Regions from separate parts of the Homo sapiens genome. Here regions 1, 2 and 3 are each linked to region 4. The links are chromatin contacts, found by Hi-C or POLR2A ChIA-PET in ENCODE. All regions are on one chromosome and are shown on one strand. Each heading gives the region's core, a stretch centred on a gene start or an enhancer-like site at or near the end of the contact. The rest is flanking DNA. Distances are from core to core; before and after follow the strand shown. Region 1 overlaps EFHC1 (EF-hand domain containing 1). Region 2 holds the start of TMEM14A (transmembrane protein 14A). Region 3 holds the start of TRAM2-AS1 (TRAM2 antisense RNA 1). Region 4 holds the start of ELOVL5 (ELOVL fatty acid elongase 5).

The links. Hi-C counts contacts between places; a loop is a spot of excess contacts on that map. ChIA-PET counts read pairs that join two places held with the same protein, here RNA polymerase II (POLR2A). Pooled maps may share reads with other maps.
Region 1: a map of ascending aorta shows a loop between it and region 4 (2.5-fold over the local background). The contact joins the enhancer-like site here to the promoter of ELOVL5 in region 4. A Hi-C loop is called at or near these places in 1 of 168 maps with a recorded cell type or tissue (ascending aorta), 3 of 37 single-sample maps with no recorded cell type and 5 of 50 pooled maps. POLR2A ChIA-PET finds 5 or more read pairs at or near these places in 1 of 52 experiments (activated T-cell).
Region 2: a loop to region 4 is called in a pooled map, with 2.7 times the contacts of the local background. The contact joins the promoter of TMEM14A here to the promoter of ELOVL5 in region 4. A Hi-C loop is called at or near these places in 2 of 37 single-sample maps with no recorded cell type and 17 of 50 pooled maps.
Region 3: a pooled map shows a loop between it and region 4 (4-fold over the local background). The contact joins the promoter of TRAM2-AS1 here to the promoter of ELOVL5 in region 4. A Hi-C loop is called at or near these places in 2 of 168 maps with a recorded cell type or tissue (CD8-positive, alpha-beta T cell and heart right ventricle), 6 of 37 single-sample maps with no recorded cell type and 15 of 50 pooled maps. POLR2A ChIA-PET finds 5 or more read pairs at or near these places in 1 of 52 experiments (activated T-cell).

The regions. Positions count from the first base shown.
Region 1 is chr6:52,494,542-52,499,212 of GRCh38, reverse strand. It overlaps EFHC1 (EF-hand domain containing 1), which reads right to left. Exons shown (of 11, transcript NM_018100.4): 11 at 2,015-4,671. TRAM2 (translocation associated membrane protein 2) reads left to right here. Exons shown (of 11, transcript NM_012288.4): 11 at 1-1,805. Among named protein-coding and RNA genes, the nearest start is that of EFHC1, 77 kb to the right of the region's middle. RefSeq lists an enhancer at 65-114 and a silencer at 1,198-1,399. Within about 2 kb of position 1,417, at least 12 of the 41 ENCODE cell types and tissues checked have a DNase peak (open chromatin) inside an H3K27ac peak, as active enhancers do; they include ascending aorta, where a contact is called at or near this core.
Region 2 is chr6:52,668,628-52,673,639 of GRCh38, reverse strand. TMEM14A (transmembrane protein 14A) reads right to left here and starts at 2,527. Exons shown (of 5, transcript NM_014051.4): 1 at 2,395-2,527. LOC730101 (a long non-coding RNA gene) reads right to left here. Exons shown (of 3, transcript NR_024405.1): 3 at 4,487-5,012. RefSeq lists enhancers at 2,663-2,822, 2,811-3,311.
Region 3 is chr6:52,573,656-52,578,451 of GRCh38, reverse strand. TRAM2-AS1 (TRAM2 antisense RNA 1) reads right to left here and starts at 1,250. Exons shown (of 3, transcript NR_103446.1): 1 at 59-1,250. TRAM2 (translocation associated membrane protein 2) reads left to right here and starts at 1,392. Exons shown (of 11, transcript NM_012288.4): 1 at 1,392-1,656. The coding sequence starts at 1,537. RefSeq lists silencers at 820-1,679, 3,537-3,586 and enhancers at 3,937-3,986, 4,588-4,796.
Region 4 is chr6:53,345,905-53,350,733 of GRCh38, reverse strand. ELOVL5 (ELOVL fatty acid elongase 5) reads left to right here and starts at 1,784. Exons shown (of 8, transcript NM_021814.5): 1 at 1,784-1,917. RefSeq lists a silencer at 1,944-2,383.

The DNA.
Region 1 (4,671 bases), core at 168-2,667, 850 kb after region 4:
CAGGATTATTGGAGGATTAGGTCATTGTCAGATGACTGGAAAACCTAAATAGGATCTCTCTCCAGCTCAAGGTTGTCCCAGTGAGGAAGACTTTACCAACTTCTCACTCTACCCCACTACTCACATGAGTGTTAGCTCCACCTTGCAAAGGCTGAAGACCAGTTCTCCCCAGTGAAAGCTGCCTCATTCTTTTATGGAGTTCCCTGGAGTGGCAGAGCTATAAAGACGAGCATTGGGATTTGCAGTCTCCATGTAGCCTTTCGTGCTTGGCAACCCCTGTAGACTTTTTGTCCCAAGCAGATTGCGTGCGTGCGCCTGTGTGTGAGAATAAGTGCCTTACTTTGCTGTGTGGTTTTCAACTTGTACTCCGTGGCCAGCCCCCAGTTGCCAGGGCTCGACGGCAGCCAAGGACACCATACCTCAGTATAGTTATATATAAAAGGGACACGGATTGTGACAGTTTCACCCCATTTGTTTCTAACCCCGCTGCCCAGGATTAGGGTCTGTGGTGTGTTCTGTTTTGTTTTTGGTTTCTCCCTTGTGTCAGTTCTCTTCTGGCCCAGCTGGGTGGCTGTGGAAGTCTGTGAGGTGGCCCAACCACAAGCATACCTATTAAGAGAAGCCCAGAGCTTCCAGCCCCCACTTCGAAAACTCTCCTCTGGCCCCACATAGCAAACTCCTTCTCCGTTATTTTCCCCACCCCCAGATTTTTTTTAAAAGGCCCACTTGCCGTAACCTCTTTTGGTCTATTTTGCTTCCCATTCAGCCCAAAGTTTATATGATAAAGGTGTTTACTTTTACTTCCCAGTCTCCAAGTGCTAACACATAAACACATACATGTCTGACTGTTGCAGAACTGTTCGAGCTCCTAATTCAGTGTTACCTTGTTTTAGTCGCAGCAACCCTCTCCCCTACCCCTTGCCCGCCCACGTTTTTCTCACTCTTCCGGGTTGTGCAATAACTCTCCCAGCCAGTGGTCCTTTCCACAGCCTTTCTGTCCCTTAAAACACCTGCAACTGGGGGAGAAATGGGACCCATGGGAGGGGGAGTCGTCATCCCTTACACAAGAAATAGCCACTTTCCTTTTGTTGTCATTCTTGTGATCCTGGGTGGGTTTCTGTGGCACTCTTTTAGAACATGTAGCATCATCTTAGAGGTCTATTTTTAAAAAATGTGTTGAAGAGGAAAAAACCATTCTCACGATGGGGCTTAAGTCATTGTCCAGGAATAAGATTGGCGTGGTGCCCATGACATCACCGTCACTCTGCCTAAAAGCACTCTAGAGCTACTTGTTCACGTGGAGAGGAAGGATATTTTGCGAAGCAACAGCCGCAGGTGGAGAGCCCTGTTCACCTGATAGGGTCTAGCTGTGACAGTAAATATAATACCGCTGTTTCCTTGGGTACAGATTTGAGTGTTCATGTGATGAGACTGTAAACCTCATTTTTCGGTTCCTCTGTTTAAAAAAACATCTGAAGGATGAACTAAGGCTGCTGGTGCCCTGAGCAACTGATAATGCAAATGTGGACAAAGTGTCTGTTTTCTACTCTAGCCTGTTCATATGGACCAAATTTCAACAAGGAACTCAAGGAAAATTTGTACCTGCCGTATTTATGCTTTCATGTAAAAAAGGGTTGGGGGGAGGGGTGTCTTTTTGCTTTTGGTGAACTTTTTTTCAAAATCATTTTTCCACTGTTTCTGTCTGGTTTTAAAACAAATTACAGTTTTGTATGGATTTTTTAAATGTACATTTTGGAACAAATGATCAAATATTTTCTGAAATAACAATAAAAGGCAGAAAATTATCAGAATTGTCTCATAATTATTTCCTTGACGTGCTTTTATACAGTGATGCTTTTAACGTGGATGTTTACGTTTGCTTAAAGGAGTTTGCAATGAATTTTAGCCCTCATGTCTATTATTTTTCACTATATTAGTCATTTCTTATATATTTTGACCCGTATTTGTCCATTGTGATATGAATTAGGGAATTAAGGATGGAGAGTCAGTTATGTCAAGTGCTGGATAGCAATAAGCATCATTTTTATTTGACTCTTTAATAGTAAAGTGGAAAAGAGGTTTTCTTAACATGGGGTTTGTGGGTAGGAAGCTCCAGAAACAAGCACATCATCCTTGATGCCTACTATACTATGATGTTATTTAGCTTGGAGGAAATGGGGTTTCGTTTGTGTAAAGGCCAACAAATATGTTGGTGCTGACTAGAAGACATCCAAGTATTAGTAATAGTGGGGATTGCTGGTGTCACTTACATGGCTGCTGTTGGCTGTAGCTGCTTGCTGTGTTTACCAGAACCATCTTTCTTTGGAAAAAGATCTCAAAAGATGAGTGCAGTTACAGGTGGCAGTTAGTCAAGGACACCCATGGGGTGTGAGAAAGAGGAAATGTTTGCTTGAGGTGAAGGTGAGTGGTTCTGATGCATGGCAAGCTTCATTGTAGAGTTGGGTCCTGCTCTGCCATGAGAAGCTAGGTGAACTCAAGCAGTTAACCCTTCCGAGTCTTTTTGTGCATCTGTGTCAAAAGGGTTTCATGTTTTGTGGGGAGTCATGGTGAGAGATTTAGAGATACTGAATGCTAAGTTCATGGTACATATAAAGCACTCATATTGGCTTTTTAAAATGAACTTATGTGCCAGCAGGATACTCAGGAGTCACTTAACCAAGTGGATTCTCTGGACAACATTTAGAGACGTCTTCTCTACCTATGTGTCCCAAATACCCTCAAAGCCTATAGATATGGATTTGATACACCTTAATTGGATGGTATTTTCAAGGCCCCCTGATGGTGCAGACAAGGTACAGGCCCAGGTTTCTGAGTAGTGGCTAACTCACAGCCCATCTTTACCCGCAAGGCAGATTTTTATTAGTCCCAAAGCCGTAAGCACTATAAGCAGTCTTAGTCAAATGCTTCAGTTAGACCTGATAGCTTCAGCTACCAGTGCTAATCTTAATAATTCTCATTCTCTCTTTGTGTGTGTGTGTGTGTGGGTGTGTGTGTGTATTAGAATCTTTCAACTCCCTGGTGGCCAGTTTGAAGTGATGATCATTTCTGCTTCCTACAATATTGCTTGCTACAGGGTAATGCTCAGCTCCCTTCCACCACCTGAACCTGACACTCCAGATGCATGCCAGCTATGACTGTAGCATAAGGTAATTAGTGACATCTAATGGCTGCACTGCCATTCAGGATTTTAGTAGAAAAAGTGATTTGCTCTGACGTTTGTGGCTCCTATACTTGCTGCTTTGTATAAACAGGTGAGCAGCGAGTGTTTGGACACCACAGAAATGGCCTGCTGGCTTTGGTCTTTCATGAAATCTCTTTTATACCTTGTGTTGGTGCTGTCAGATCTCAGCTTCTCAGTCTTAAGTAAACTTAAAAGGAGATGCAAGGCAAGAAGTGGACAGCAAACTTAAGGAGTGTATGTGGACAGTGCCAACTTTATTGAAGACAGTTCCCTCTGAGACTACAGGCCTAGCTACTCAGAAGGCTGAGGCAGGAGGATTGCATGAGCCCAGGAGTTTGAGGCTGCAGTGAGCTATGGTCACACCACCGCATTCCAGTCTGGCAACAGAGTAAGACCCTGTCTCTAAAAAACAAACACAAAAACAAAACAAAACAGCCAAAAGCAGGCTAGAGGATGCTAAATGAGACTTTCCTAAATCTCCATTTTGGCTGAGACCCAAAGCTGAGGACAAAAATTGGCAAATATATCCATATGTTGCAGATTTGCTGCCGATCCATGAATGATTTGTTAAGGAGTAGCCCAAAGCTCCTCTACCACAGGAGGCAAGAGTGATGGAGAAAATATCAGAAAGTGCAAGCTTCTTGAAAGGGGCTGGAGTGCCTTGGGTCTGCAAGCTAAGTGAGGGTATACTTTAAAAGACTCAGGGTTTGACATGTGTCTGTCCCCTGGAGTTTGGAGAGCATAAGATTTGGGGTACCTGGTTCTCCCCTGAAACAGTCTAAAGGAAAGGGATTGAGCTGCCTAATTACACAGCCAAGAGAGCCATCTGGGTGAGAACATGGCGAGAGTGCACACCCTGGAAGGTGTGTCAGCCTGAAAGGGCCTCCTGGGAAGATCAGAAGGAGCCTTGGAGACCATACCATTAGAGCCGGGGTGATCAGGTACAGACTGGGTCCCGTCCATCTGAGAGTGGTGCACTGGGCAGTTTCCGGTTGGAAAGAGTTCTAAGAACTCACCAAAACGGGGCTCTGAGCAAAGGACATGGAATCAACCTAGGTGCCAATCAATGGTGGATTAGATTTTTTAAATGAAGTATATCTACACCATGGAATACTACGCAGCCATAAAAAATGAAATCATGTATTCTGCAGCAACATGGATGCAGCTGGAGGCCATTATCCTAAAGTGAATTGATGCAGGAATAGGAAACCAAATATTGCATGTTCTTACTTCTAAGTGGGAGCTAAACATTGAATACACATAGACATAATGATGGGAACAATAGACACTGGGGACTACCAGAGTGGGAAGGGAAGGAGGGGGTATGTGTGGAAAAACTACTTACTGGGCACTATGCTCACTACCTGGGTGCAATATACTCATGTAACAAACCTGCACATGTACCCCCTGAATCCAAAAAGAGAGAAAAGGTGCTCTGGGAGAAAGAGTCAGCCTTTCGGCACATGTCA
Region 2 (5,012 bases), core at 1,278-3,777, 680 kb after region 4:
AGGAGTGGCACCCAGCAAGGACTGGGAGCCTAAGGATGCCCAGATCAAACAGGGTCCCAGCTGGGACCTTGGAGAGATGTTGTGCCAAACCCCTATTAACCTCAATAAGGAAGGCAACAGGTTCAAGAGGCCAAAAGAGACCCATTAGGGGCTTACAAACAGAGGAGGGAGTCCAGTGGTGGTGAGCTGGGCAGGAAAACAACCGCTTGCAAACATCATGCAATTTATGCAGCATTTTCACTTAACACCCTCCCCTCAATGACCTCTACCTGGCAACTTGATTTAACTCAAAATTCAAGGCCTCAATTCCCCGTATGGCCCCTGTTCTATGGGACAGGTGGGGCAGGGGCTCAGATGTTCTTCATAGACAAGAAATAAATCTCTGGGTTGGGCAGGCCTGGGTTCCCTAGTTCAGAAAACACATTCAGGTTCATCTGCCACACAGGGTCATTCTAAGGGTATGCTTTAATTATTGCTGTCAGGTGCATTTACCCTACAGGGGAGCATGAATAAGTCAAGTGAAGAGGGTGCAGGGAAGGGTGTTCCTGGCAGAAGGGAGCGCATGTGCAAGGCCCTAATGGCACAAGAAAGCATGTTCTCAAAATGAAAAGTGCAAGGGGCTTGTGAAAAGAGAGGGTGCTGGTGAGAAAGACAGGGCTGTACACCCACATAAGCCCCGTAAAGGGAGTCTGGTTCCGTCCTAAGGGCAATGAAGGATCACTGAAGGGAGCCTCACAATCAGATTTAAATTCCAGCAAGCACTTCCCAGTTGCAGTAGTGAAGATGGGTTGTGAAGTGAGGCAGGGAGATAAATCGGGAAGCTGTTGCAGTAAAGTAAGCAAGAGCTTAGTTGATAACGGTAGGCTTATCTAGAGAAATGGCAATGAGAATGGAGAGAAGGTGGACAGATTTCAGAAGTTCAGGAGGTAGAATCAGAATTGAATTTGAGGCGGGAAGGGAAAGTCAGGGGTGAATCAGAGATGACTCACCCCTAGGTATCTGGCTTAGACCATTAGGAGAAGTAGGGAGTCGGGGAGCCTCATGCTATTCCCTGAGACAGAGAACATGGGAACAGCAGCAGGTGTGTGGCGGTGGGAAGAGGGAGGTGGCTAGGAATGATGGGACCTGTTTAGAATGTATTCAGTCTGAGACGCCCAACACACAGTCCGGAAAACACCCTTACATACAGATCTGAAGCTTATGAGAGTTCTTTCATTATCAGGTGTAACTTCTAGACCTAATTTTCTCCTAAAGCTAAGTAGCTGTTGTGAAAGATTAATTCCACTCCATCCTGAGCCCCCCAGCTCTTCCTGCGATCTTCTCTTGAGGACCCATACCCTTTTACTTGGTTGGGATTCTCTCAACTCTCAGCCAGCCAAGCTCCTTGAGGGCAAACCAAGGTTCAGTTTATCTTTGTCCTCCTCACAGCACCAAGAACCCTGCCATGCACAAGGCAGGTACTTAAAATACTTGTTAAATGAATAAATGAGTGAGTGAACCAAAGGAACAGCTTCTGCCTGAAGACATTCTGTAACTGACCTACCCAATACAGCTTTATTGCCAGGAAACAGGTAGCCCCTTAATCTCCTTAGCGAACTGACTGTTGTTCTAAAGAGGCAAAATAAATCTACTCCCAATGCTTGCAAGAAGATTCTGTTCTCACAGAGAATATTCAGACAAAAGAATCACCTATTCCATGACGGAGCCATGTGGCCAGGCCAGAAGCACACATTAAAGCCAGAGGCTGTGTTAACATGGAAGGGATAAGGTGGGAGAGGATGTGCACAGCACATCACACGCTCTCATCACAAATGTGATGCTCAAGCCTTGGAAGGACTAAAACGCATCTTGGATGCAATGCAGCAAAACGATTTACCATACCAGGTACAAAACAAGGTGACAGGGGACAGCCTCGCTGCCCGCCCCAAATCCTCCAAAATTCGGAGAATTAAGAGATTTTCGGTGAACTGTTACATAAAAAGCATTTTCACATGCTAAAGATATAACAATTACCTACCCTTGAGCTCTTGGAGGGCACAAAAGGCACATTTTCGAGTGGGGTCTGGGTGGTGCTGAGAAGGTTAAAATCCTGCCAAGCATTTTGCAATGGTCCATGAGCCCACCCCACCACCCCAGATCCAGGAAGGTAGGAGGCAGGATAGGTGGGATATTTAGGGATACCAGAAGGCAGAAACTCGGGAGGAGGAGAAAAATGATACCGCGGAGGTAAGACCGATGCCCTGCAAAATCCCCTCAAGGTCCTCTGCATCATCGTTTGCTGTACAGGTTTGGCGCGGGGGAGGGGATGCCCGCTAAGCAACGCCCCTTATATTTCTGCAGTTTTGTAAGAAAATTCAGAGCAGGAAGGTCTCCATTGCGGGATGCACAGCTCACCTGCAGCCCCGAGCCTTCACTGCAGCTGAAAAGACAGAAGTCTGGGGCCAGCTGCCGCCAAGCGCGGTACCTGGAGTCCGGAAGCAGTCTCCGCACCAGCGCTGTCCCACTCGGCGCCCAGCCGTCTCGCGCTGAGCAAAGGCCGCTCCCTCCTGGAAACGCCCTCCCTGCCGCGCGCATGCGCTGTGTCCCTTCTCGCCTTGCAGGACTCCACCCGGTCCATGCCCTCCGGCTGAATCCGGGCGGCCTGTAGGCCAGGCAGCCAGGAGGCCCTGTGCTGCAACATCCCGGCGGCAGCCGGACCCGTTGCTCCGTCTATCCTGCCTTCGGCCCTGTCCTGGAGCCAGGGCTGGGGTTTGCTGCCTCCCGCCTGACGGAGCAGGACTGGCAGGAAGCGTGTTTGCAAGAAGCCAAAATTACAGAAGGCGAAGATTTTTAAATTAACTCCATTCATCTTTCAAGGGACATTTCCAGAACCTCCAAAAGGCAACCCGAGGTCTTCTACACACCCTCCAGCAGACTGTCCCCACTGTCAGTGGAGGGAGCTAAGGTTCAGTGAGGTCAAGTGACTTAGTTGTCCCAGGTCAAAATCCAAGTTTGCCTGGTGTCAAAGCCCAAGCACCCTTCATTACACTATGGGATCATCTAGATGTGGTTGGGAGACGAGGATCCTAGTTTTAAACTTCAGGCCCAGGATTTGCTGGGTTTAGATATCTACTGGGAAAGGTATAGAATTCCAGAGTTGGAAAGCACTTAAAACCTTGCCTAATGCAAGGCAATCCGCTCAATCCCAGGAACGAAACTTAAACTGACCTTATTTTTTTTTTAAATACAGGATCTCAGTCGGTCGCCCAGGCTGGAGTGCAGTGGCACCATCCCGTCTCACTGCAACCTCTGCCTCCTGCCTCCTGGGTTCAAGCGATTCTCCAGCCTCAACCTCCCAAGTAGCTGGGATTACAGGTGTGTGCCACCTCACCCGACTATTTTTTTTTTGTAGAGACGGGGTTTCACTGTGTTGCCCAGGATGGTCTTGAATTCCTGAGCTCAAAGCAATCCTCCCGCCTCTGCCTCCCAAAGTGCTGGGATTACAGTTTAAATTGACTTTAAATTATGCCTCCCTGTAGCAACTTATCATCTCAATCTTCTGCCTTCTTGATTGAATACAGAACTCCGACCCTCTTCCTTATGTAACAGCCCTTTGGAGATTTGAAGAAGGTTGTCATAGTGAAGTAGCTCTAGAGGTTCTGTGTCACTGAGAATTACAGCGGAATTCCTCAGAATAAAAAAGGAAACTCAAAAATTAAATCTTGTGAAGTTTGTTTGCTACATCTATTCTTTGTGCATAAAAGTGCTTCAGGGAAGTAATATAACTACATCTAACTTATGAAAGTCTAAGTTGGTCCTGGGGAATTAATAAAATTCCTGAAGATTCACAGAAGAGTTGATGGCAAGGCACTGGAATGTGGCGTGGAGAAAGTGATAGCCTGAAATTTGGTTCTGAGTTCTCTCAGCCCTCCTTTCCATCCCCTTCTATGCCCATCCTTACCCCAGCCTCCTCACCTTCTCTCCTCACACTCTCAGAACACTTACCCTATTTGGAATAAAACTAAAATCCTCTTGGAATACTTCATTATCTTCATCTGATGTGACCTGGGTAAATAACTCCCCTCTGGACCTCAGTGCCTGGATTTAAGATATGGACAAGACTAGATGCTCTGAGATCCCTTACACCCTATCACCAACATACTCGAAGCTGGAAACAGCCTCATGATATTCCTACTCAAGGCGTATCACCTAAAACTAAAGAAAAACTCTTTGAATATTATGGGAATTCCATACCCTTGAATATGTGGGAACAGGATGGTTCTTAGGCAAAGGGACCACTGCCCTCTCAACTCATAGGCACCAGCTGCTGCCTTCTCCAGCTAATGGAAAGGCTGCAGCCCAAGGTAAGGATGCAGGAAAGCCTATTCCCCTCAACTGTTTTGTAAAGCTTTCTATGCATGATCCACAGCAGAGACTCTTAACTTTCAATGTGTCACCAACCTCTTTGGCAGTCTGGAGAAATGCACAAAATAAAATACACAGGATTGCAAAGGAAGCCAATTTTATTGAAATGCAATTTCATTGAAATCAAATTCTTAAACATTTAAATCTGTCACATAATAGATGTGCTTCTTTATTAACATATTAAAGATTACAAGACCTAGGGGGTGGATCTAATTATTACCATAATTTCAGAGTGGTGCTGTACATAAATATTTTAAGATATCTGTAACGTGGATATCTGTGATTCCTAGTGATGACAGAGACACAGGTACTAATACTGCTGTGGTTTGTTGCCTATTTTCCTGATGGAAATAAATAAAAACTTTTTTCCATCGAAGTTTTCAGATTTCCTGATTTCTATCCTCTGGCCCCTTTAGATTCACAGATTCCAATTTAAGAACTCCCAGTCTATAATAATGCAAGTTTTCGTAAGTTGTACATAGATGGAATCAGAGAAATGGAAGTAAGGTGAAGAGCCTCACTGACTGGCTGGCTGCTCAGGCAGGGCCTCACGGGATGGTTACACCCTGTGGATCCTGAGCCTGCTCCTCATTTTCAAATGTTCAGAA
Region 3 (4,796 bases), core at 1-2,500, 770 kb after region 4:
GGGTAACTTAAATTCAACCATCTAAACCTATAAAGAAACCAATTGTATAAAGTTCAACCTCATAGGTGTGGCCGCACGTTGCAAATTTGAACACATCTTCACAGGTGGAAAGTCGAGGTGCTTCAGAGTTCTTGATCTTTCTGTTCCTCACAAGACGAAGGTTCAACTTTGAGAAAGGTCAGCCTTGAAGTTAAATGAGGTTTAGTCCAATCTAGGCATTACTTTGTCATTTCCTTGAGAGTCAGATAAGGGAATTACAGACCCAAGACTGTATTTTAAGTAAGGTGGAGTGCAGATTGAGGAAGTAAAATTTCTCTAGGAACTCCATCCTGTCTCAATTACATTCCACCGCGTGCCACTTTTAAAAAACCATATTTATTTAGAAGTGAAATAACTGTGGACCTAATAAAAAATGGAATAGGAATTAGTTTTTTTTGTTCATTACGTATTTCTGCACATCTAGAAAGTAACTGACTGCTTCATTACTGGTAGGATTAAATCCAATATTTGCGAATATAATTTATTAAGAACACCTTTTGTCCTTCCAGGAGTACTTTTAAGACTTAATATTAAATAGAAACTTTCAGTGAGAAAGTTCCTTCCTTTTTTGCTTCTTCTGTGTTTATTCTTCCACTTCTTCTGATTAATATGTAAGGTAGACTTTCGGTGAAATGTGTGTAGCTAATTAATGGTGGCATGAGGGTCCCAAAAATTACTGGGCAAAACTGCAATCATCCACCCTCTCCCCGCATTGGAGCGAAAGCTCCCCTAGGGCAGGGTCTTTCGGTTTGTTGATCTACCTGAACTGTGCCTAGCCCACTGCAAGTTCTCGATAAATACTTGAGTAATCTCCATTCACTGATCGTCCGTGCAGGGCGCTGTGGCCAGCCAGAAGGCCGGTTCGCGGCTTCCCTGCTTCCGCCGCACCCGCGCCGCCCTCAGCCCCCGGGGCCACAGCCCGCAACCCCGGGAGCATCCGGCTGCCCGGCCACCCCCGGGGCGCTCGCTGCCTCCGGGGCCTGCCCTTCCCGCGGAGGAAGGAGCGGAGCGAGGAGTGGGAAAGCTGGGCCCACTTCCTGTCCGGGCAGGCCTGGGCGCCCGCCTCCTCCGCGGCCTGCTTTCTCCACCGCGAGCGGCTGAGCCTCGGGCCCCGAGAATGCGGCCGGGCGCGGCGCTGGCGCGGGACGAGGAGGAGCCGAGCCCCGCTCGCCGCCCCCGTACGCCTCCGCCCCGGTAGCCCGCGCGTGCCCAGCGGCTAGAGGGTTAAGCCCGCGGGGGGCGGGGCCAGGCGCGCCGAGTGCGGGCCGCGGGCTGGGCGGGGGCTGGGCGGGGGCTGCGGCCGGGGGCGGTTACGGGCGGCCGGGGGCGGGCGGAGGAAGGGGGCGGGCCCCGAAGTTGTTCCGCGCTGGGCGGGCGAGCGGCTGTGGGAGAGCGGGCGGCGGGCCGGCGGGCGGACCGGGCCGGTGCTGGAGAAGTTTGCGCTGCGGTTCGTGAGCGCAGGGTGCGGGCCCCGCCGGCCGCTGCGCGCCCGCTGCCATGGCTTTCCGCAGGAGGACGAAAAGTTACCCGCTCTTCAGCCAGGAGTTCGTCATCCACAACCATGCGGACATCGGCTTCTGCCTGGTGCTCTGCGTCCTCATCGGGCTTATGTTCGAGGTGAGAGCCTGGGGAGGAGGGAGCTGGAGGGACAGTGCCCCCTGTCGTGCACCGCCCGGCACACCCCTGCAGGTCAGCGGGCCCTCCTCTGATCGGAGGCTCCTGGCTGCCGTGTACGTTATCTGCACCCCGGCTTTGTGCACTGTACCCCTCCGGCCTGTACCCCGGCCAGCCCAGACAGCACCCCCAGCTCCGCGCCGTGCCAGCCATGCCATGCTCTGCCGCCCCCTTGGGCACTCATCGTATCCTGCAGCTCTGTCTGCAGCCCTGAAACCCCAGCCTGGCCTCGAACCAACCGCCGCGCTGCCACCATGGCTTGACGCGTGGGGTTCCCTTTCTGGCGTCCAGGAGCCAAGCCCAGAGACTCCCAGACCCGCAGTCATTGCACAACCCCCTCTTGCCCCAAGGGGTGGCCACTAGCTCTTCTGGGCTTTTCCAGTGGGAGAGACCCAGAACCTTTTCCACTTCCTATGTGATTTTCTGGGTGTTTTGCATCTCAGCTCTGGAACGTGCTCGGATGTTCACGTGTGGCCCTGGCCCCATCCCAGCAGTGGCCTTCTGCTCTCGTCTCGCTCCCACTTTTTTGCTGTGCTCTAGAAGGCCAATTTTTGGATATCCTTTACCACTCCGTGAACTGTCCCTTTAGATCCATCTGCGGCGACCCAGAGCTTCACCCCCTTTACAGAGACAAGAAGAGAGACAGGGATACCCTCCACTTTTTGGGGAAAGTTGATTCTCTTATAGTGTAGGAGTGGGGGGCAGAGGATGGGGATCCCACCCCCAACAGCAATGTCCTGGTGTCGGCCTCCCAGGCAGGGAGTTGTAGAAAGCCAGCAAGGGGTCAGAATTCACAAGACTGATGGGAAGGATTCCCTACTCTTGCAGAGCAAGAAAAATGTGATATTCAAAAGTGGGAAGAACTGGAGGAAGCTTGGCATGGGTTTGTTGCGGTATATCTTGTCTCAGAAGTGAGATATGTGAGCGACATTCCCCTCACTCTCACCGTGGTCTCCTCTGGTTCCTGAGACTCCTTGTCCTCCCTTCTGCGTCAGCTTGCTTATTGCATTCTCACGGTTGGGTTAGGAAGCTGTGATCATTTACAAACTTCCTTGGAGATGGAGGATGGCTTGCCTGGCTAAATTTCCTTCCCTGTCCCTCTGTCTCGGGTTCCCTGTATCTCTACGAATGACAAGGGCCCTAATTGGCTGGCGAAGCTGCCCTCAAGCTGGGAACGTTCTTGTGGTGGCCAAGTCAGGGTTGGATGAATGAATGTGTCCGTGGCTGAGCTTTAGGGTCTGTAGGAAATAAACGGTGGTGCTAGGACTGGGGTCTCCACTCCACTTTTTGATAGTGCTCCTTTAGTTCAGTCCCTCTCTCCTTCCTCTCCCTCTCACAGCTCTCTCTAGTGGTATATTGGGTCGGGCTTGCTCCACCTTGTTCTGGGTTCTCCCCTGGAAGTGTGTGGTGTCACACAGAGTCATATCCGTGTGTCTCAGTCCCTGTTCTGTGACTAGTCTGACTGAAAACTGACTGCAGCCTCAGTTTCCCCATCATTAAAGACGTTCATAAAACTGGTCTTCGTCACAGGGTGGTTGTAAGGTTTAACTGAGATCATATCAGCAACAAAAGCCATAACATCTCCTACCAACATGAAAAAGTCTCTTGCGCCTGGAGCCCTGTGATTATTTATCATAATAATAGCTTAACAAAATAACAGAATTTCCTTTGCCCAGCGCATTCTCTGCTGTCTGTTTGCTGTCCTCCATTCTAAGAGGCCTCCAAGTGCGTGTCCCCAGCCTTGGAGGGTGTGGCTGGAAAGATACACGTGACAGCTGTAAACCTCAAAGCCACAGGCTGCAGCGACGAAGTTTCTCGCATAGCCTGTGGCTCTCTCCGTCATATTTCTAGCATTTGTTAGGGTTTGTGGCCCTCCCTGTTTTATCTTTGCTCAGAAAGGGCTGCCAGCATTTGAGTTTGGTACCTACCTCCTTCCCTGGGTCTCTAGTCTTATGGAAAGTCCTGTGCATTAAACCTGCCACTCTAAAAGTTGAAAGGTGTTAAGAGCTGTTACTTCCAGTATCTGGTGAAAGAGAAAGGCCCAAGACGAGAAAAACAACAAACAAAACTACTCTTCCTCCCCCTTAGGCTTGTATTGGGGAGTGTAGCAAGGCCCCTGGTTGAAATGCCTACAGGCCCCCTTTTCCTGCCAAGCCCATCACTTCTTCCCATAGCACCTTGAACCTACAGGACCTACAGGGCAGGTGTCTCCTTCTTTTGGAGGTACTTTGTGAGATCATCAGTCTGTGCTTCTCTGGGAGAAAGAGGGCTTTGCCCTAAGCCTCCAGTAAGAAGGTCTTGTGTTCTTCTGTGCTGGGCACATGGTGGGGGCCTCACTGTCTTTACCCACCGACTAACTAACTCTCCACAGAGATAAGTATTCCTGGGGGTGGGGAGGGGGAGTTTGGAACTGCTGCCTCTATCAAATGAGAGCAGAAGCGTCCTGGATACTGTAGGTACCACAGAGAAACAAATGTGGGCATCTTCACACTCAGAGTAAAGCCTGGGGAGACGCCTCATAACCAAGCACAGGACTGGCTGGATATCACTTAGGATCTTCTGGGTTTCTCTCTGGAAGTGTGTGGTGTGCATGTGTGGGTATGTAGGGATGCATATGGTGCGATGGTAGGTGCAACTGGGGACTCACCACCCTTTTCCTAGAAGTGACGGCAGGAAGAGGTGCAAGGGGAATGGGAGAAAGGGGTGAGAGGACATAGGCTTTTGGGGTTCTGACTTGGCCCTGGCTAGGATTCCTTCATTCGGAAGCTGAGCCAGGAAAACTCAATTATAATTCTTCCCACAAAGAGCGACTCTCTTGGCCATTCCTCCTTCTGGGGACCTCTGTCGTGCCTCTGCCAATGGGCTGGGTCCCTCTCCCCCATCAGCCCACGCGCCAGGCAGCCACAGCCCTTGTGTCTGCATTGCATCCCTGCGTTGCTCTTTCCCCCACTCACTGGTCACCTCTTCTGCATTCAGGGGGCTTCTGTTTCCCCGTTAGGGACCCCAGGGCTTTAGTTCTCTGTCCCCAGGGAGATGATGACTCTAAATTCTTTCCCTTGGGATAATTTCCTTTTGGGAACACA
Region 4 (4,829 bases), core at 535-3,034:
CCTGAACTTAAAGATATTTTGGTCAAATGGGCTTAAAACATTTTATTGATAGGTAAGCACAATTCAAACAAGTGCGGCGTAAAACTTAAGACTTTTGGAATCTCAAGTTAAATTAGAAACTTTTAAAACCTGGAAAGGCAAAACTTAGATGGGATGACAGAGATGAACCCTGGCCTTGGACTACTGGCAGAAGCGTGAAGAATGAAGGAGATATCTCAAAAAAATAGTCTATGCCACCAGCATATGCTTTTCTCATGTCCCTTGATGTCCATAGCAGCATTTACCACTCTGCATTGTAGTTGCTTCCTGACTGTATCATTTTCCAGGCCCAAGAAGTCCTTGAAGGTTTCAAATTTTGAATACCTAACATAGTATCTAGCAAATTGAAGTCATTCAGTGTTTGTGGAGCTCAATGGCAACTGACAATCTCGATTCTTTGTATATGTTTAATTTACTTAATTTGTACATGGTTTGTATACTTGCATTCCTATTGCAATGGCCCACTGCCTGGAACACAGCTGGCACGTGATAAGCATTACATTGTAAATATGTAAAAGAATAAATTTGCCGGCCAGGCTCGGTGACTCACGTCTGTAATCCCAGCACTTTGGCAAGCTGAGGCGAGCGGATTACCTGAGGTCAGGAGTTCGAGACCAGCCTGGCCAACATGGCGAAACCTCATCTCTACTAAAAATACAAAAATTAGTCGGGTGTGGTGGCGCGTGCCTGTAATTCCAGCTACTTGGGAGGCTGAGGCAGGAGAATCGCTTGAACCCGGAAGGTGGAGGTTGCAGTGAGCTGAGATCGCGCCACTGCACTCCAGCCTGGGCAACAGAGCGAGACTCTGTCTCAAAAAAGAAAAAAAAAGAAAAAAAAGAATAAATTTGCCTACATTAAATAGCCGACTGTTAGGTGGATGCACATAGAGGAGTAAGAATACAGCAAGAGGGGCACACGAAGAAAGGCTAAATCTCTGGGGTTTGAATGGGGAAACAGTAGGATACAAAGCTAATGAAGGTCTTTAATTATCCAAATATCAGTGAAAAACAGCAAGGATCTTCCGTTTATGCCCTGAACCCCCTTTGTCTTAAGTGCTTAAATATGCTTAGCTGAAAAGACACTGATTCCATCTTTCCTCATTTAACAATCCTTTAGAATAATTTCTAGAGTAGAAATGGAGTTGATAGTGGCTTCCAAAGAAAAATCAGAATCCCTAAGAAAAATACACGGTAAATCCTTTGCAAGGGAGTTATGGTTACAACAGTTTTGAGTCGTTTTGTTCTTGTTCCTTTATCTTGTTCAACTGCAGACCTTCACTCCGGCGGTCTCCGTGGGCATTTAACCCTTTCAGCTTTAACGATGAAGTGGATCCCCTTCAGCATGACATAACTCATAGAGGAGACCGTAACGAGGGTGGGCTTCTGCCACCCAAATGCGGCCACAGACTCCTGCCACGCCTGGCAGTAAAAAAACCAGAGTTCAGGGCATCGACAACTTCACCGGGGCTATTGCGCAGGCTCTGCGTTCCACGCAGGCTTATTAGGAAGAAAGGGGAAAAAAATTTCCCAGAGACACGTGGAACCGAGGGGCCAACCCCGGCCTAGGCTCTCCACCGCATCGGATTCTGGAATTTACGATCACGAAAGTTCTATTGTCCCGCGATTGGCTCCCGGGCCGCATGACATCATAGCGCTTGATTCATCCTTCGGGTCCCGATTGGCTGGCCGCGCCATTGTGACGTCACGGTCAGCCCACGTTCTGATTGTAGATAGCCGGCGCCTTCCTCTTCCCATCGCGCGGGTCCTAGCCACCGGTGTCTCCTTCTACATCCGCCTCTGCGCCGGCTGCCACCCGCGCTCCCTCCGCCGCCGCCGCCTTGCTGCTGCTCAAAGCTGCTGCCGCCCCTTGGGCTAAAAGGTAAAGCCGTCAGCTCCGGGAAACTTCGTCGGGGGCCGCCGCTCGGCCATGACACCCGCGCGAGCGCGCGGCCGGGAAGCGGTCAGAGAGAACTGCCGTTAGGTCTCGGACCTGGTGCCGAGAAAGAGCTGCCGGGGCAACCCGCGCTCCGCCCGCGGCCTCCAGCTCCGCCGGCTCCGGGGTACAGCCCGGCTCCTCGGGCGCGGGGAAAGGGGTGCGGGTGCGGGCGCGGGCGGCTCGCCCCACGCCGAGGCTGAGGCAGGGCGCTCGGGAGCGTTCTCTGTGCTGCGGTCCCACCTGTGCGCGCTGACAGGCGCCGCGGGGCACGACACCGTGCCCACACCAGACGCGGAGGGATGGATCTGTCCGCCTGGGTCCTCCCGCCCTGCGGGCCGGAGCGCGCGGCGGGAGAGCCGGGGGAGCGCTCTCGGAGGGAGCGCGCTTTCTTTGGAGTCGGCGAAACCCGGGTGAGTTCGAAGAGCCTGTGCGAGGGTCTGCGGGCACCGGGCGCCGCTGGGGGGACTCTCCGGCCTTTCCTTTTTGTCCTGTTCTCTCCGCTTCCGTTAACCCTGCGGACCTTCCGTCCGCCCCTCGGAGGGAAGCCTGCTAGCTCGGGACCGCTTCAGTTTTTATTGAAACCAGACAACGGCAGCCCTTGGTACTCAGGGAGGGATGAGGCTGGTGGGAAAGCGAGAGGGCGGGGACTCGGGGGCGACCGGGGCGGCCCTTTCTGGGAGCCTGATCCCTGGAGAGGCGGGAGCGGTTGGCTGCGAGGGAGGCGCGCGGCGGGGGGGCGGTTGTGCTCTGCGCCGGGGGAGCTAGAGTGTGTGTTGTCTTGCGAGTTGTAAGGAAAAGTGCCTTTTTACTGTTTCCACGCCGGTAAGACTCTCCCACCCCACCACCTCGGGTCGACGGAGCAATGCCTAGAGCAAGAGTTGTTCTTGCTGAACTGCGTCTTGCAACCGTTCCGTGTTCTTGCACTTGGCGGTTCCCCCCGCCCCATCCACAATTGTGAATTAAGCTCCTTGATTGCAAATTTGGAGAATGCATTTGGCCAGTTATGCAAAGTGGCGGAGGTGGCGGGGTCGGGGGCGGGGGGTCTCTTTCGGAAGAATCCAGTGCATGGTTTATTAGCTAGACTGAGGAACCGAGAGGTGCTAGATGGGATTTGTGGGGAGCGAGCAGCCTAATTTGTTTTAAATAGCGGGACCCGTGGCAGGAAGTGCTTCATAGAATTGTACGGAAGAGCTGATGTTGCTTGTCAGGTTTTGTAACTCATTCTCCTAACCGCTTGGCAGATAACCTGTTGGTCTGCACTTGTTTTGCTTGCACGTCTCAGCCAAAAGCATTTCGTGCAGAATCTACAGATAGAAACAGGCGGTTTTGCATTAGATGGCCGTGGACAAACATTTTAGCCTTCCATCTGTGATTGGGGACAAGTGGGTTACTTTTCTGGTAGCTCAGACACTGCCTGGGATTCTCCAGGAAAGCTCTGCACTTGAAAGGGAAATGTTACTCATTTTCCTTTTAGATTTTTACCCTAGATTCTAACTTCTTATTGCCAGGAACTTTTTCTGTACTGTTTCTCTTTTTGCATTTTCGTTTCTATTTCTAATTGAAGACAAAGGGGAAATTTTTATTGATAGTTACAGATAGGTAATGTTACAGAATGTAGTACAGAACTTTGCTGAAAAGCGACAGTAGAAGGCTTACTAAAATTTGATGTTTTTCAAGAAAAATATCTTGTAACTTCAGATATTGACCTCACCTCCTTGACTCAATTTCCTTGTCTATACATGGGGATTTTATGTGGCAGGATCATTGTGGATTTCAAGAGATAATGCAAATGAGAGCCCAGCATTGAGTCTGCCAAATGGTGGTTTGAAAATGTTTCCTTCCCATTCCCTGAAATCAACAGCTTCTTCTTGGTTACAGACCTTAATTTTTGGATGTTCTGTTTGCAAGAATCTTTTTTTCCACTACCTCTTCTTTTGCTCCCTGCATAATGGTTGCTTGTCTTCCTGCTTCTAGAGGTGAGCATCCATCCTTGGGTGTCTTATTTCCAGCTTGAATTACACAAATCAAAGCAAAACTGTTTACTTTTCTTGAGGGTAACTTTGGTGCCTAGGTGGGTAGTTAGTGTGAAGAGAGAGTTTTACCTCTTGCTTTCCTGGCTACATTCTTCTCTCCTAAAAGATTTTGTAATTTTTTTTTTTAATTCCTCCTCTTTGCCTACCAGCTCTTCTGTTATCAAAAGGCTAATCCTCTCATTAGTTACCTGTAAATAAGTCTTTCCTTGAATGCTTTCTGTGTCAGGTACTTATTAATACGCACATGTACATAAACGGTTGCTTTCCACACGTAATTCTTATAACACCTCTGTGAGGTTTTATCCCCCAGTTGTTTTTTAAGAATTGAGGAGCACTATGAAGACACATGCACACGTATGTTTATTGCAGCACCATTTACAATAGCAAAGACTTGGAACCAACTCAAATGCCCATCAATGATAGACTGGATAAAGAAAATGTGGCACATATACACCATGGAATACTATGCAGCCATAAAAAAGATGAGTTCGTGTCTTTTGCAGGGACATGGATGAAGCTGGAAACCATCATCCTCAGCAGACTAACACAGGAACAGAAAACCAAACACTGCATATTCTCACTCATAAGTGGGAGTCGAACAGTGAGAACACATGGACACAGGGAGGGAAACATCACACACCCGGGCCTATCGGGTGGTGGGGGGCAAGGGGAGGGAGAGCATTAGGACAAATTCCTAATGCACGCAGGGCTTAAAACCTAGATGATGGGTTGATAGGTGCAGGAAACCAGCATGGCACATGTATACCTATGTAACAAACATGCACGTTCAGCACATGTATCGCATAACTTAAAGTGGAAGAA